Regions from separate parts of the Homo sapiens genome. Here region 1 is linked to region 2. A link is a loop called in an ENCODE intact Hi-C map of the cell type or tissue named here. Cell type or tissue: IMR-90. All regions are shown on one strand. Each heading gives the region's core, and the rest is flanking DNA. Links, peaks and the distances in the headings are about the cores only.

Region 1 (5,377 bases), core at 344-5,343, 180 kb after region 2:
GAGACAAAAAGTGCCTTGCTCCCTTCCACCCTCTGTGGCAGAAAATCCTCTCTGGTCTTTCTCCTTTTCACTTAGGCCAGAAAAAGCAGCATTTGTTTGGGGAAGGCAGAGGAGAGGTGTTGGAAACCACTTCTCACAGGAATGCCATATTGTTCTTCCTTGTACTTTCTTTTCTTTTTTATTACTTGATATAATTTGCATACAGCAAGATGCACAGATCTGAGCTGCAGACTTCTGTGCCTTTTGAGAAGCGGTGTCTGCCTTTTTGTATTGTCACGGGAGATGCCCCGACTTAATCACGCTGTAAGTGTAGGTACCATGACATATTGCTTGTTTTACGAAGGGATTCTGCACAGGTCTCTTCAGCTAGAGTGTTTCTTTGAGGCATTTACAATTACAGAAATGAATTGGTTTATACATATGTGTTATGTAGTTCATATAGCAAGACCCACCTCAAAACTAAAGGCTATTTCTCTAAATTATTAAATTAACACTGACCTTGCCTTTCAGTTGATTTTCTGCTTTCTAGGAGTTTTCACGTCAACCTTGGGCACTGGGTGGTGAGAAGAGTCCTGCAGGTGGCTCCTGACGCAGGGCTGGTGTGTCAGTGGGCATGGGGGTGTTTGACTTTCACTCCCACCCTCTTGGGGTGGCCCAGCAGCTTCAAGGACAGTATGCTTTCGACTAAATCGGCCTTGCCCTCAGGGCTTAGGTGCACAGTCCTAACACCTGCATCTCTCTAGCTCCCCATCCAAAGCCTGTGGCTGATAAACATCTCACTGGAAACCTGTCCCTCTGGTGTCTTAACTCATCTTCCCAACTCAGACCCAGAGAGGTCTGGTGTCTATAATGAAATGAGGAAGGCCTTTGACCAACCACCACATTTTCTTTTCTGAATCATTCCAGCAACCTGGCAGGCAATCGGATTGGCACCCTGGAGTTGGGAGCATTTGATGGTCTGTCACGGTCGCTGCTAACTCTTCGCCTGAGCAAAAACAGGATCACCCAGCTTCCTGTAAGAGCATTCAAGCTACCCAGGCTGACACAACTGTGAGTACAGAAACCTACACTTTAATTAAGGCTAGCCAAACTTTATGGAGGCCAGATTTCCCCAAGGACCTCGTACCAAACGCCACCCTTTCCTTGCTCCATTTGGTAAAGCTCTCCATAAATTACCATTAATGGCAGCACCTCATAAAAGCAAATTCGGAGCTGGGTCTGGTGCTGTGGCTGCTTCAGGTTGCTGAGAAAGACATCCACTGAGGTCGCTTTTCTTCCCTGATGTTTTCCAAAATGGAATCAGGAGTCCTGCTGCTTAGCTGATGCTGGCTAATGCTGAGGCTGCATGGGTTTGGGTTCTTATTTATCTTAGATGTTTTTCTGTATTTTTTTAAGATACCCGTAAAATCTGTACCTTGGACATGGTGGTGTCCGACACTTCTTGAACAGTTTGAGAGGAAGTTAGTGTAGCTGGAGTTAGTAAGCAAAAGACAAGCCTTTGTCTTCATATCTTTAATCTTACAAGGTAGTTGATTTATTATTATTATTATTTATTTATTTATTATTATTTTTTTTTGCGACAGTCTCGCTCTGTCCCCCAGGTGGGGTGCAGTGGTGTGATCTCAGCTCACTGCAAGCTCCGCCCCCGGGGTTCACACCATTCTCCTGCCTCAGCCTCCAGAGCAGCTGGGACTACAGGCACCCACCACCATGCCTGGCTAATTTTTTGTATTTTTAGTAGAGATGGGGTTTCACCTTGTTACCCAGGATGGTCTCGATCTCCTGACCTCGTGATCCGCCTGCCTTGGCCTCCCAAAGTGCTGGGATTACAGGCATGAGCCACCGCACCCGGCCGATTTATTATTTTTGTAAACAATTTAATTGTTTAGTTTACTGATGGAAGGCTGAGTACCCTTCTAGAAGGCAGAGTTTTAGATTCAAGTAAAGCTCTGTTAACCAGAGCCTGACGAAGGACTTTTTTTCCCTGATTTTTTTTTTTCCTGTGCCCTCTTTTTAGCAGAAGAATGTATTTCAGGAAAATAAGACAGTATTGGAAATTTTGTTTCAACAAAACAAAATAATTGTCGAGGGCCAGGTTGGCGGCACGACGGGGTGTGCCTGGCTCTCATCCTACCTGGGTTTCACCTCCCCTGGGTGGGGAGTCCTAGACTTTGCCATTTTCAGTCTGTGGAGAAGGTCTCAGTGATTCCTGAGAAGGTTTGTGTGGGGCAGCATCATGAGACACTGCAGAAATATTTGGGGAAAACCAAGGGCTTTCTGGCTGCTCTGCCTCCCCTTCCCGCAGGGGTGCTAATGGATCTGGCCCACCCAGATTCCTGACATCTTTTGGTGAACTGAGGCTTTGTCATACTGGGGCTAGAAGCCAAGTGTATATGACTTGTGGGGTGTCTCTACCCCATCTCCCCCTGCCCCCATGTGCAGTAACTTCTCTCCATAGTGGAGATGCTGTGAAATGCCCCCAGTGGAAAGTGTTATTGCCATTTGATACATAGTGGTTTGGTTTTTCCTGGGTTGAGGCATGTGGTGTGGATTTCTGTTGCTGAGCTCAGAGATACCTCACATAAGACATTCACCCCTTGAGTCATACCCACGTCCTCACTGCAGAGTCACAAATGGCACTGGTGCTACTGGGGGAGGAGACGTGAGCACACACGCGTTCTCTTCTGTGCAGCTGTGGGCCAGCCTCGGAGCTGGCTGTGGAGAGCTGGCCTCACTCACCCCTCTTGCCTGCACTAGGTGTGGTCAGGTGGCAGCATCAGTGCCTGCATGGCAGCCGAGACACATGGTGGGCTCCCCTACACATCCTGGCTTCCCAGGGATCCCTGCACTGGGATTTCTCCTCTGGCTTGGAAACTTAGCCAGGACTGCTTCAGAATGGTTGTGGGTGGGATATGCACATAAGACACTCTGACCCTGCTGGCTTCATCTCTTTAGGGACCTCAATCGGAACAGGATTCGGCTGATAGAGGGCCTCACCTTCCAGGGGCTCAACAGCTTGGAGGTGCTGAAGCTTCAGCGAAACAACATCAGCAAACTGACAGATGGGGCCTTCTGGGGACTGTCCAAGATGCATGTGCTGTAAGTGCGGACCAGGTTACTGGCATTGCTAAGGATTGCTGTGCGGTGTGGTGTGATGTGGCGTGTGTGTGTGTGCGCATGCATGTGCGCACCAACACCAACGTTGCTGTGTGTTGGGTGTGTGCGCCCACACCAGCATTGCTGTGTGGTGTGGGGTGTGTGTGCGTGCGCGTGTGCACGTGCGCGCCCACACCAGCATTCAGCTGTGCACTGGGCATGGAGTGGGGCACCAGTGCCCAGCCCCTCTCTCCTGAAGGATTCTTCAAGACTTCAGCCGGACCCAGCCCCCTTCCCTTTGCAGCTTCACCTGGGCCCAACTCATTGTCTTGGGGACCGGGCCAAACCTGAGGGTATTTTCCTAGCAGATTGGGACATCCACTGAAATCCACTTGGGGGAAGTTTCAGCGGATTGAGTCAGATAAGTTGGTTGATGGAGATGGAGTTTGGGGGCCATTCTGCCAGGACTGCTTTCCACAGCTTGCATCCACTGCCCCCGCCCCTGCTTCTTCGGTGAACGTGGGGCTGCGGAACAGACCCCTCCTCACATCCTCTCCACTCCTGACCACAGGAAGTTCCTTCTCTCCCCTTCTGGGTTTGACAGTCTTTCCTGAGGTGCAGGTGGGCCAAAAATGTAGAGCTCATCTTAGGAGGTTTATTTCTGTCTTGTGAGCTAATCAAGACACTGGGTGCAGATGTTTAAGTTTTATCAAGGGAGCAGTCTCTTCAGCCAGATGTGTACAGCAGCAGAAGGGGCTTGCCTGCACGGTAACGTGAAACAGCAGGGCAGCATACAGAAAAGGCTTTTTAAACGTTGAAAGCCTTTTTAAACGTTAATATTTATTTTTAATCAAAAGTAATTTGACTGTATAGTTAAATAAAATCAGATAGTAAAGAAAAGCCATCACTGCCCACCCCAGCCTCCCCCGCCACCACCCCCTCATTCTCTCTTCACCCCAGTTCTTCTCCCAAGAGGCAAGCACTTCTAAGCCTTTCTCTTTTTCGTTTTTCTGTTTTTAGCTTTGCTGGTTGTTCCTTCCAAGTTGATAGACTGACACCACTGTCTTTACTTATCCACTTGCGATTTCCTCCTTGAGAGTCAATGATTTAACTTGCTCATGTCCGCCCCTTCTTCTTCCAGTCTGGGCAAATTATATCATGACTCGAATGTCCTTTACTGGTTTTCTTGGCAGTGGAAACGAGCTAGGCCCAGGTCCATCCACATGTTGTGCTGTGTCACTCTGATAACCGTCTCTGCATGACCAGCCCTCCCTACTCTGTGAACAGTGAGGATGTTTCCTGCCGCTGGGCTTCTTGCTCTACCCATTCTCCACCCTTTGTTTTACATATTCAAAAACGTTTCACTTGACCTCCTTAGGCATGTCATTTTGGACTTGGAAGTCCAAGGTGGTCATGTGCTGGGTGGACTGAAGTTAAAAGAGAATTCTCAGAGGAAAATGGAGTTAGCACCTACCATTTGGTTTTTATGTTGAACAGATTTGTATAAATTGAGACTGATGAGCTGCCTTAGAGGTTATTTATACATTAAGTGCTTACCTTTTGAGCAGTAGCAGAAAGAAAGATGGAAAAAAGCAAAACTCAGTTACCCAAAGCCCTTGTAATACTGAACACGGAGCAAAATTCGGGTTACGGACTTTTGTTGAAGAGGCGGTTGCCTGGGCTGGCGCTGTCCTTCCTGGCACATGCTGTGTTGGGAAGCGGGGTGCTAGCACACTTACACGGTGGGCCTGAGAGCTCAGGCCTAGAGCTGCACTGAATCCTGATGTACCCTTGTTTCCTTCTTATAGTGACCCCATGGAGTCAGTGCTCTTGGATATCTCCATGTTAGTAGATGTGCAGGTTTATTCAGCCAGCAAGCTGCAAAATTAGGATTTAAATCCAGGTAGTCTGACGCCAGAGCTAAAGCGGGTCTCCTAGCACAGTGGCACAGAGTCCAGCCTTTGGTAGGCAGACCCAGGGTTGAATTAATTCTAGCCCCTTCCCTACTGGCTAAGCTGTGTAAAGTCTTAGACAGGTTACCTGGCTTCTCTCAGCAGCACATTCCTCATGTGTGAGATGCGGGTGATAATAAGAGCCGCCTCCTATTCGCTCTCCTTTCTATTCCTTTAATGGGCTTTGCCCTTGCCTGGAACTCCTGTGCCCGTTTGTTGGCCTGGGTCACTTTTTGTTTTGTTTTTGGTAGAGATGGGGTTTCGCTATATTGCCCTTGCTGGTCTCGAACTCCCGAGCTCAAGCGATCCTCCTTCTTCGGCCTCCCCAA
Region 2 (5,377 bases), core at 293-5,292:
TTTCATTAGATCAGTAAGCTCAGTGAGGGCAAGGACACAGCTGCCCCCAATTCCCTACCCTATCCACAAAGTCTGGCACCATGCCTGGCACATAAGAGATTAGGGAACATCAGATGAATTGAATGGATGCTAGGAGAATAAATTCCAAATGTCAGCCATGCAAAGGGAGCCCATTGTAGACATTTGAGATGACTCTAGCATATACTATTGCTTTTGATTTTTTTTATTTGAATTGGTAATACTTTCACCTATACAAAATCCAAAAGTATACAATAATTTACCCTTTAAATCATCATAATGATTTAAAATATGCTCTCTCCTTCCCACCTCCCCTCCAGGCACCCATTTTCCCTCCTCTAAAGTAACCATTTCTAGTGTTATTTCCTCTACGGTAATCCATTTCTAGGGTCTCCCTCAAGAGATGATATCGGCACATAGACTCAGATACGCATATGAGTTCCTTCTTTCTTTCTGCAATTGGCAGCATACTGTGAATACTGCACCTTTTTTTTTTTTTTTTTTTTTTTCAGACAGAGTCTCGCTCTGTCACCCAGGCTGGAGTGCAGTGGCGCAGTCTCAGCTCACGGCAAGCTCCGCCTCCCGGGTTCACGCCATTCTCCTGCCTCAGCCTCCCATATAGCTGGGACTACAGGTGCCCACCACTACACCCGGCTAATTTTTTTGTGTTATAGTAGAGACGGGGTTTCACCACATTAGCCAGGATGATCTTGATCTCCTGACCTCGTGATCCCCCAACCTCGGCCTCCCAAAGTGCTGGGATTACAGGCATGAGCCACCGCGGCCGATCAACTTTTTTTCTTTTGAGACAGAGTCTCACTCTGTTGCCCAGGCTGGAGTGCAGTGGCACAGTCTCAGCTCACTGAAACCTCCACCTTCTGGGTTCAAGTGATTCTCCTGCCTCATCCTCCTGAGTAGCTGAGATTACAGGCACATGCCACCACACCCAGCTAATTTTTGTATTTTTAATAGAAATGGGTTTTCACCATGTTGGCCAGACTGGTCTTGAACTCCTGACCTTGTGATCCACCCGCCTTGGCCTCCCAAAGTGCTGGGATTACAGGCGTGAGCCACCGTGCGTGGCCTGCAACTTTTTTCACCTAACAATAAAACTGGAAAAAAGTCTATATGAGGATATAAAAAGCTTCCTCATTCTTTTTTTTTGTTTCCCAAAACTTTATTAAAATATTCAAAATTGGCTAGGCACAGTAGCTCATGCCTGCAATCCCAGCACTTTGGGAGGCTGAGGCGGGCAGATCACTTGAGATCAGGAGTTTGAGACCAGCCTGGCCAACATGGCAAAACTCCATCTCTACTAAAAATAACAAAAATCAGCTGGCATGGTGGCATGCACCGGAAATCCCAGCTATTTGGGAGTCTGAGGCAGGAGAATCGCTTGAACCCAGGACACAGAGATTGCAGTGAGCCAAGCCTGTGCCACTGCACTCCAGCCTGGGCAACAGAGCGAGACTTCATCTCAGGAAAAAAAAAAAAAAAAAAAAAAAAAAAAACCAACCCAAAAAACAAACACACACACACACAAATTCAAAATAGAGTGAAATTTAAGTAGTTTTACCAGGAATGCCTGTGAATACCCACCAGTTAGGTTTTACCATTAACACTTTACTGTGCTTGCTTTATCAAATATTCACCCATCAGTCATCTTTCTATCCATCCAGCAATCCATATTATTTGGGATGCATTTCAAAGTAAATAGAAAACATAAATAGACTTTTATCCAAATACTCGAGCAAGCATATTCTTAGTCAGAATTTCATTACTGGTTTATAACTTTTTACTTAAAAAAAATACCTATAATAAAATGCACAAATTTTAAGTAAATATTCTCTAAGCTTTGATAAACATATAAATCTTAGGTGCAAAATTCACTGAGTTTGGATAATAAATACTTTTGTGTAACCCAAACCCCTATCAAGATACAAGGTATCAACATCACCCCCAGAAACGTCCTTCATGCCCTTTACCCATCAGTCCCCACCTTTGTACCCTCAGAGGCAGCTCTTGTTCTTTTTCTACCATAAAATAGCTTTGCCCACTCTAGAATGTCCTGTAAATGAAATCATACAGTAAGTTCTCTCTTGCTTTTGAGGTCCATCCACCTCATTGCATGCATTTGTAGTTATTCCCTTTTATTGGTGAGTCATAGAATTCCATAGTGTCCACAGTTTGTTTACCTTCCTCATTCTTTCTAAAAGCTACATGACATTGATGATGAAACTTTGGGCTGTTTCTACCTTCTATGATGACAAAGAGAGTAACCTCCTACATGGATTACACGTATATAGGCTGAATTACTAGAAGTGGAATCACTGAGTCAGTCCTTATTTTTTGATTCTCAAATTTGAGAGCAAAACTGGTGCATGAGGCCAGGCATAGTGGCTCACACCTGTAATCCTAGCACTTTGGGAGACCGGGACGGGAGGATCACTTGAGCTCAGGAGTTCAAGACCAGCCTGTACAACATAGTGAGACCTCGTCTCTATTTTTTAAATAAATAAATAAAAATTTAAAAATAAAAAATAAAAATCTGGTGCATGACAAATTCAAAATTAAGGCACATCAGTTGTGTTTAAATGGCAGAGGACTTGCAAGGCATCTTATGAAAATGAGAACGGTGAATTACAATATCAGTCATTTCCCAGTTTGCAAGGAAGGGCACTGAAGTCAAATGTTTGCCTCTCAACCTGAATGCCCATGTTCTATTACACAGCTGAAAGCTGAGAGACTGGTCACAGACAACAAATTTCTATGAATATTGGTAGGTTTTAAACTCCTCTGGAGTGGATATCATTTTGTCCACATTCCTCTAGTTTCCCACTAAACCTTTTGTTTCTGGCAGACTTTATCCCTGAAACTTTACTGCAGACTGGCTGCTGGTCTTGCTCTCAGTCATAATCCTTTGTTCAAGAACTCACATCCCAGAAAGGCTCTGGGTTTCATTAGATAAGCTTTCCCTCCACCCTTTTTTCACACCCATTATCCCAGGCCCAGAAAGGTCGTGATATTTTCCTTACTTTTCCCCCTTTCCCTTTTATTTCCCACTGATAAATGGCAAAAGCAGCTGTAGGGTTTGCTTTGAAGGGTCTGATGGATGAGCATGATGAATCGGTGATGGATTAGAGCAGATGAATCACAGAAGAGAACACAAAAAGGGAACCAGGGAGAGCGGGAAGCCGGCTCCCAGCTTTACGTTTTTCAAACTCGCCTTAAAAGCCAGCATTTCTTTTAATCTGTTTCCAGTTTCTGCGGTGAGTCTGCATATGTTTAAAAGAAGGAGAGGCCGGGTGCAGTGGCTCACAACTGTAATCCCAGCACTTTGGGAGGCCAAAGCGGGCGGATCAGTTGAGCTCAGGAGTTTGAGATTTGCCTGGTCAATGTGGTGAAATCCCGTCTCTACTAAAAATACAAAAAAAAAAATAGCCAGCCGTGATAGCGCATGCCTGTAGTCCCAGCTACTTGGGAGGCTGAGGCAGAAGAATCACTTGAACCCGGGAGGCGGAGGTTGCTGTGAGCAGAGATCGCGCCACTGCACTCCAGCCTAGGTGACACAGTAAGGCTCCCTCTCAAAAAAAAAAAAAAAAAAAAGAAGGAGAGCGAGAGAAGTCTTGTGGATATAAACAGGGAATTCCATTCTCCAGTCTGACTCTGAGGATGCATTGTCATTCAGGGCGTTGAAACAGCTAGGAAACCACTTCAAGTCCCCTCAGAAACAACTGGGCAGCTCCAGGAAGAAGAACAGTTGGCAAACCAAGTGACAGAATTTAAAACTGTAAATCTTTAACATAAGGATTGACTAGCAAAATACAGCTGTTGCCGCTAGTAGCCATATCCTTGTTTGGAAGGAAAATGTATGCTTGAGCTGATAATCATGAACTGCTTGGTTACTGTGAAATGGTAAGCTTTAGCAGATTGGAATCTGGTCTTGTTTTGAACCCAAGAAAAATAAGAACAGTTATTGCATTGCTGTAATGTTTTCTGGTCTTAAAGGGACAAAGAAAATAAACTGCAGTCTGGAACTGCCGTTAAGATTGGGACTGAGAAATTCCAAGTCCGCCTTTGAAATTCAAGAGATACTTAATAGAGAAGAAAGGTCTTGGTGGGATGGATGATTCCTTTGTTTTTGAACAAGAGGGGCCCTCTTCCTCCCTAGATGGAAAGCCATTCAAAGGAAATCATTAAAGGACATCCCTTTTTGCACAGCTTAGACTCTGGCAATACATGTAAAACCAATTGTAGAATTGATGCAATTACCCAAATAATGAGGGCCGGGAAAGAAAGGAAAGGAAAAAATCTAGGCTTGGCTATTTGGCTAATTGCTAGGACCCAACAATTCACCCCAACTCTCTAAGACATCATCAACATGAAATACTTATTACTTTCAAATTTCACATTTTAAGAAAGGTAGAGGAAATATTAAAGGCTACAAAACACTGTGAAGCGACAGGGAAGAAAATCTAAGTTTGAGTTATCAAAAACCTTTTGGCCATAAGAGTTAGAGTTCTAAGATGATCAGTATTGATTCCAAGACTAAAGATTTGAAAGAGGCTCTCCCAGCATTGCTGAACACTCAGTGTGATTGAGCACTGGCTATAGGACAGCCACTTTGCAAAATCATTTCCCAGGATTATCTGATTTAATTTTTACCTCCTCCCTGTGGAGATTGTAGCACCTCTTTCTCTTAGAGACATTTAAGAATAAAGTGAGTCATTTTTAAAAACAGTTCTTTCTTCCCTGGTCAAAGTGGACCTAAAACCATTAAGTAGGGGTCAGAAAATAAATTTCTTATCCTCTGCCCCTCTTTGCCCCACCTCTTGCATTGGCTTTCTTGAGAATGTGGGTCTGCTGGGAGCACCTAGGGATTCCATGTCAATTGTTGCTCATGTCTTCGGTTCATTTTCACCCCTCTTGTTGCCAAATACTGGACTGATTCTTGGTCACAATAAGTTGAGGAATAATCACAGAAAAGAAGGGAATTGATGGAATTGCTTTGTGTGCATTTTGACCATACATATTTTGTACATCCACTTACAAGGCTGGCATAGCCCCCCATCTGTTTGGGAAAGTCATGTTAAATATAAATGAAGGTTAAATGATCAGTCAAATTTTTCCCCATCATCTTGATTTCAGAATTTAACAAGGTACCCAGACAGTAATAAAACTAACTCAGAGTCCTAAAGAATGCTGGTGGTTTGTTTAGAAGACGTCTCCACCTACATCTTATTTCTGACCACAGTGAGCATCTTATGGTTAAATATGTTTCTTTCAGCAAGTATTTATTGAGCAACTTTTAGTGTACCAGTTTACTTGCTAGATCCTGAAGATGCATTAATAAATAAGA

What was found. Peaks named below come from ENCODE experiments on the same cell type or tissue, not always from the same donor. Only the 100,000 strongest peaks of a DNase experiment are listed, where the experiment ranks them.
Region 1: a loop joins it to region 2, with 2.4 times the contacts of the local background. A loop is called at or near these places in 7 of 110 quality-filtered maps.

Annotation. Positions count from the first base shown.
Region 1 is chr3:66,410,593-66,415,969 of GRCh38, reverse strand. LRIG1 (leucine rich repeats and immunoglobulin like domains 1) reads left to right here. Exons shown (of 19, transcript NM_015541.3): 5 at 907-1,050; 6 at 2,956-3,099. Among named protein-coding and RNA genes, the nearest start is that of LRIG1, 88 kb to the left of the region's middle. In IMR-90, for the core only: a CTCF peak has its summit at 2,465; a DNase peak (open chromatin) is centred at 2,579; H3K27ac peaks cover 1,182 bases.
Region 2 is chr3:66,591,014-66,596,390 of GRCh38, reverse strand. The region is part of intron 1 of LOC105377141 (a long non-coding RNA gene); the gene reads right to left. Among named protein-coding and RNA genes, the nearest start is that of LRIG1, 93 kb to the right of the region's middle. In IMR-90, for the core only: no CTCF peak of the experiment used is centred there; DNase peaks (open chromatin) are centred at 2,250 and 3,310; H3K27ac peaks cover 1,437 bases.